Regions from separate parts of the Homo sapiens genome. Here region 1 is linked to region 2. The links are chromatin loops, found by intact Hi-C in ENCODE. Cell type or tissue: Caco-2. All regions are shown on one strand. Links, peaks and the distances in the headings refer to the core of each region. The heading gives the core; the rest is flanking DNA.

The links. Hi-C counts contacts between places; a loop is a spot of excess contacts. Peaks named below come from ENCODE experiments on the same cell type or tissue, not always from the same donor. Only the 100,000 strongest peaks of a DNase experiment are listed, where the experiment ranks them.
Region 1: it touches region 2 in a loop (7-fold over the local background); 6 of 110 quality-filtered maps call a loop at or near these places.

Annotation. Positions count from the first base shown.
Region 1 is chr12:6,960,377-6,963,274 of GRCh38, reverse strand. It overlaps PTPN6 (protein tyrosine phosphatase non-receptor type 6), which reads right to left. Exons shown (of 16, transcript NM_002831.6): 14 at 2,840-2,898; 15 at 2,330-2,469; 16 at 1,959-2,149. The coding sequence ends at 2,355. MIR200CHG (MIR200C and MIR141 host gene) reads right to left here and starts at 30. Exons shown (of 2, transcript NR_135032.1): 1 at 1-30. LOC105369634 (a long non-coding RNA gene) reads left to right here and starts at 176. Exons shown (of 2, transcript XR_931601.2): 1 at 176-736; 2 at 1,154-1,643. RefSeq lists enhancers at 116-917, 1,159-1,368, 1,177-1,695, 918-1,717, 1,718-2,519 and 1 more. In Caco-2, for the core only: a CTCF peak has its summit at 1,086; DNase peaks (open chromatin) are centred at 134, 784, 1,034, 2,345 and 1 weaker place; H3K4me3 peaks cover 1,861 bases.
Region 2 is chr12:6,890,164-6,893,061 of GRCh38, reverse strand. No RefSeq gene overlaps it. Among named protein-coding and RNA genes, the nearest start is that of LRRC23, 13 kb to the left of the region's middle. RefSeq lists an enhancer at 878-1,425 and a silencer at 1,693-1,982. In Caco-2, for the core only: a CTCF peak has its summit at 1,750; a DNase peak (open chromatin) is centred at 1,881; H3K4me3 peaks cover 1,086 bases.

The DNA of each region.
Region 1 (2,898 bases), core at 12-2,511, 70 kb before region 2:
GGCCTAGAGCCCGCCCTGGCCTCCGCTCTTCCTCCTTCCTTCTCCGCCTGCCGGGCAGCCAGCGCAGGCTCCTTACCTGGGCCCCGCCTGCCACCCTGCGCACAGGTGTGTCCTCCTGCCATAGGCTGCCCCCCCACTGCCTTAACCCCTTCCCTCCCAGCGCCAGCCACGGGCACCTCCTCTAAGGCTTGGCCACTCCTCTAGGCCTCCCACCCTCTCCCAGGGGCCTCTTTTCTCCAACCTGCCTAGTCTCACCCCTGTCTCCAGAGGTACAAAAAGCGGGGGCTGTCCTTGGGTCCCCTCCCCACAGCAGATGCTGCCCCCAGGACTAGCCCATTCCTCTGTGGCCTCAGACCCTGCCCACAGCGGAGCTGCAGGCCAGAGAGATCCCTGAGGTCAGCGAGGGGTCAGCTGGGCAGGAGTTGGGCTGTGCCGCCCCGCAGTGCCCAGCCTGTGCTGGGATCCCCTGAGGGAAAGGGGAGGGAGAAGGCCCCGCCAGGCCTGTGAAGGGCAGGCGGGTCCCAGCAAGGTGTCGCTAGTGTGAAGTTACCCACCGCTACCCAGAGACCCCAGCTGGCCCGGAGCATCAGCCTTGCCCCTCGATTGAGGCCTGCAGAGGGAACGATCGCGCTCCACTCTCCGGACCGAGCTGCTCCCGGACCCACCTCACAGCACAGCCCTCAGTGGAGTCCAAGTCCCACCCCAAGGGCAGGTAGCCCAAGGGCGGTTAGAGGAGGTGGGACTTGCCTTTGTGCAGCTGCGGCTTGTATAGAAAGGGCGTTGCTGGGAGAGGGGACCTGGGCCCGACAGGTGATTGCCCCACCCGTGCCCTGGAGGGCCACAGCCCCAGGGAGCTATTGGGTTGCTCAATCCCTCGCTGTTCTCTCTCCCAGGCTTTGTTTGCTTCCTTCTTAATACCCGCCTGCAATTATTTGATGCTTGTGATCGGTTTGTGAATCTGTCTCCCTGACCAGCCTCCTAAGTTCCAGGAGGTCGGGGGACTGTGAATGCCTGTGACGCCGGGGGCTCTGTAAGGATTTGCTGAGTAATGCACGCCCAGCCTCTGGGCTTTGGGACCTGTGCTGTCTCAGCCTTTCCAGGAGTGGGCGCCAGCACTTCCTGAGGGATGACTCCCACCGGCTTTACTCCCCAGGACACCAGTGTTTCAAATAAAGAAGAAACCCCACTCCTGACATGGGGGAAGGAAGAGGGGACAAAAAACAAAGCACTCTTCACGTCAGCCAGCTCTTCAAACTCTGCCCAAGAGGATAAGGGCAGCAGCGGCCTGGATGAGGGGAGGAGCTGGGCGTGCCCGGGTGCTCTGAGGAGCCTGTCCCTGTTCCCGCCAGAGGGGACGCAGCCGGGCTGGCCTCAGGTCTGCGCTTCCGGCTGTTAACTACTCTTCTTAGTTCAGATCTGGAACTCAGCATCAGGGGAGTGTGATCAGGGCCCCCCTGAGGGTGGCCCCAGCTGCAACTCCAGGGTAAGGAGTGTGGGCTCTGGGGTCAGACAGCCTGGGTTCGAATCCCAGCCTCACTGTTCCATAGCCCTGTGACCTTGGGCAAGTGACCAAGTTACTTAGTTTTTCTGTCCCTCAGTTTCCGCCACGGTAAAATGAGAATGACAGAAGTGCCTAGACTGAACTAACGTGTGTAGTCTTTTAGTGCCTGGGCACATGGCAAGCGTGTGATGAGTCACTGTGCCCGTCTTATCGTCAGCCGTCATCTCGGTGCTTTTCACAACCACCCTGTTATGATCGCCCTCCATTTTAAAGAAGGAGACTGGGGAGCTTCACCCACGGTCACCCTCCCACGTGCGAGGCGGAGTCCCGACCCACGTCCGTCTGACGGAAGGCGGAGCTTTCACGCGAGGCACGCACGGAGGCACACACAGTTACCCATCCTGCCCTGCCCTCTGGCCGCCCACTCACTGGGCAAGCAAAGGGCTCAGAGGCGACACACAGTGATCCCAGGGCTTTATTTACAAGAGGAGAAGGGTTGGCCCTGCCTGGGGCCTGGCTGGGCTATATACAGGGTCAGGGAGAGGTGGGGGGGATGCAGCCATTTAAATTACAAAAGAATGGGGCACTCCTAGGTTCAGGTTGTGAGTCTGTCCATCGCGAAATGCTTCCACAGGGTCAGGGCTGAGGCTGCCAAGAGAAGGGAGTGAGGGAGTGAGAGGGTAGCTGGAACCTGGAGGTGGAACAAGAGGGTCTGGGGCAGCTGGGAAGCACAGAATGAGGCTGCGGCCACCCCATCCACCCAGGGAAGGCAGTGGAGCCAAGGACACAGGGCAGGGCAGGGAGGACACCCAGGCAGAAGAGCTGTACCATGGCCACCTGAGGACAGCACCGCTCACTTCCTCTTGAGGGAACCCTTGCTCTTCTCCTTGTCTGCTGACCGCTGCTTCTTCACTTTCTCCTCCCTCTTGTTCTTAGTGTGCAGGTTCTCATACACATCCTCCTTGTGTCTGCAGCCGGGTGCAGGGGGGCAAGTACAGGCAGTTGGTGCAGGTCAGGAGACAGCACAGGGGGACCCGGCACTGGCAGTCCCCTCTGGCCACCCCGTCTCACAGGTGACGCAGCCACGGTCCCTGCACTAGACTCCAAGCTCCTAGAGGACAGAGGCTACATCTCATACACGAGTGCGCTGCTGGTACCTAGCAGAGGCCCACACGTGTGGGCACTCAGGAAATGCTTATGAACAGAAGGGGTGAGAACCAAGCCTGAACTTGAAGCCAGGTCCCCCCAGCTGCAACACTTGTCCTCTCCAGAAAGTGAGGATCGGGCTGGGCAGGACAAAGGGGTGGATGCCGGGCAGTGGCAGTCAGGGCCACTCACTTGGACGAGGTGCGGGAGGCCTTGGCATGGGCATTCTTCATGGCTGGGGGATAGGTGAT
Region 2 (2,898 bases), core at 248-2,747:
TACTCAGGCTGGAGTGCAGTGGCACAATCATGGCTCACTGCAGCCTTGACTTCCTAGACTCAAGTGATCCTCCTGCCTGAGCCTCCCAAGTAGCTAGGACTACAGGCATGCACCAACACGCCTGGCTAGTTTTTTTGTAGCGGTGGGGGTCTCCCTATGTTGCCCAGGCTGGTCTCAATCTCCTGTCCTCAAGGGATCCGACTGCCTTGGCCTCCCAAAGTGCTAGGATTACAGGCATGAGCAACTTGCACTTGGCCTCCAATAGATCTTGAGTTCTTCAGTTTCACTCTGCACCCTACTGCCTGGCACAGTGTCTAGCACACAGTAAATGTTCAATAGATACTTTTTTTCTTTTTGAGACAGGGTCTCACTCTGTCACCCAGGCTCAACTGTAATAGCGAGATCACAGCTCACTGCAGCCTGGACCTCTCAGGCTCAAGCAATCCTCCCACCTCAACCTCCAGGGTAGCTGGTATTACAGGAGTGAGCCACTATGCCTGGCCTAAATGTGCTTTTTTAAAAAAAGTAATCAAGAGCACCCTCCCTCAATTTGGATTTGCCCTTACAGATAAACTCCCCTTACCTCCCTCCACGTTGAGAATCACTGCTAAGTCGTGAACAAGTGACAAGCCTCCATGATACCCTGTTAGGATTAACTAGCAAGAAACAGAGGCTCGGAAGGATGTCAAAAGGAAAACTAGGGCCAGGCGCGGTGGCTCACGCATTTAATCCCAGCGCTTTGGGAGGCGGAGGCGGGCGGATCACCTGAGGTCAGGAGTTCGAGACCAACCTGACCAACATGGTGAAATCCCGTCTCTACTAAAAATACAAAATGAGCTGGGCGTGGTGGCGCATGCCTGTAAGCCCAGCTACTCGGGAGGCTGAGGCAACAGAATCGCTTGAACCTGGGAAGTGGAAGTTGCAGTGAACCAAGTTCAAGCCACTGCACTCCAGCCTGGGCGTCCGAATGAGACTGTCTCAAAAAACAAAAAAGGAAAACTAGGAAAAATTGAGTATTTTTAAAAATAGCAAGGATAGACAAAAGAGCATTTACCTTTGTAACAGGTGTGCTACTTTACGCTGCAGTTTCTTTCTCCTCTTTTTGAAAGGGTCTTGCTATGTCACCCATCCTCCCAGAGTATTCACAGGCGTGATCATAGCTCACTGCAGCCTCGACCTCCAGGGCTCAAGCAATCCTCCTGCCCTAGCCTCCTGAGTAGCTGGGACCACAGGCATGAGCCATCGCCCCAGCTACCATAGTTTCTAACACAACCTGGGTGTCTCCCACTTCTGACCTCCCTCCTCGGGGAGAACAAAATGATTGTCTCCCAGTGGAGAGTCCCTAGACATAACCACCATGATAGAAGAAAGAGGGCTGGGGAAGGAAACATTTTGAGGGCTGATGCAATGGAACCCTTTAAAACGTAAAGAACTTTAGTAGGTAAGCCTCAATTAGGAAGTTTCTCACAAGCACTCAGTCCATTCCACTCTCTTCTGGAACCCGAGCTAGAGACGCCCTCAGCAGCCAGTTTAGCGGCGGCCCTCGCCGCCAAGAACGGACTTTCAGCCTCGGGCCCTAGTTTCCGCCCTGGGATCTCTGTTCCGGGCCAGAATGCTCCACGCATGAAAGTCAGCGCTGGGGCCGGAGAAGAGATTGGCGGGGACGGAAGCTGCAGTTCAGGGGAAAGCCCGATGGCGGGCTCCAGTTTCTGTAGCCACTAAGGAGTGAACTACTGGGAGGAGAGCCCGAGACGCGTGCGGCCGCTGTGGGGCGCGCGCGAGGCACTCGGACCGCCGGCCTGCTGCGCTCCCGCTCACGTGACCGCCGCCCGGCGACAGTCAGCGTCTGCCCCGCCCCCTGCCGCGAGCTTTGCCGTGGTTACGCAACTGGCACCTGGGCGGCTGCGCGGGGCGGGGCATTGGCGCTGGGCGGGGAGGAGCGAGGCGTTGATGCGAGGCGGGACGGAGCGTTGGCGCTGGGCGGGACGGCGACCGAGAATCCTGGTTTTAAACATTTTTTGCTGTGTCATTTGCCATTTCCTCCCCGCTAGTGGGCAGGGGGAGGCTCTTCGGAGTTGGATCTTGACTTTGCCATTTTCCAGTTCTGTAGTCTCGGACAATACGTTTAACTTCTCTAAGCCTCAGTTTACGAATCTAAAAATTGGTTTATCTTTGTTGTGAGGATTAAAGGAAATGTGGAGTTTCATCGCAGATTCATTCAACAGTGCTCAGATTAAATAGAGCAGAGTGGGGCCAGCCCCCATTCCGAGCGAGTGTAAGATGGGGAGACTATGTTCTCTTGGTCCCAGTTCTGAGCCCTTCGTTTGTATCTTGTGACGCTGACAGCGATTCTACTGTTTTATGTCTTAAACTAGATTGTAGTGTTTTAAGATACTTCCTTTCTGTATGACATGATCCATCTGAAAGGCCATCAAGCACTTTAGGCACTCAACCGAAGAAACAATTCCCTTCCATGCTAGCATACAAGTCTATCCCCAAAGTGGAAAAAAAAAAAATACGGCCTCAAAAAATCTGTACATTCAATCAAGATTCAAAAAATTTGTGAAGCGAGGTCAGCAGATTCTCCTACAACTGCTAAAGTGACAACGAAGATATGTGGTTAATGAAAATGGCAGGCCGGGCGCGGTGGCTCACGCCTGGAATCCCAGCACTTTGGGAGGCCGAGGTGGGTGGTCCACCTGAGGTCAGGAATTCGAGACCATCCTGGCTAAAACAGCGAAAACCCGTCTCTACTAAAAATGCAAAAATTAGCCGGGCGTGGTGACGGACGCCTGTAATCCCAGCTACTCAGGAGGCTGAGGCAAGAGTATCACTTGAACCCAGGAGGCGGAGGTTGCAGTGAGCCGAGATTGCACCATTGCACTCCAGCTTGGGCAA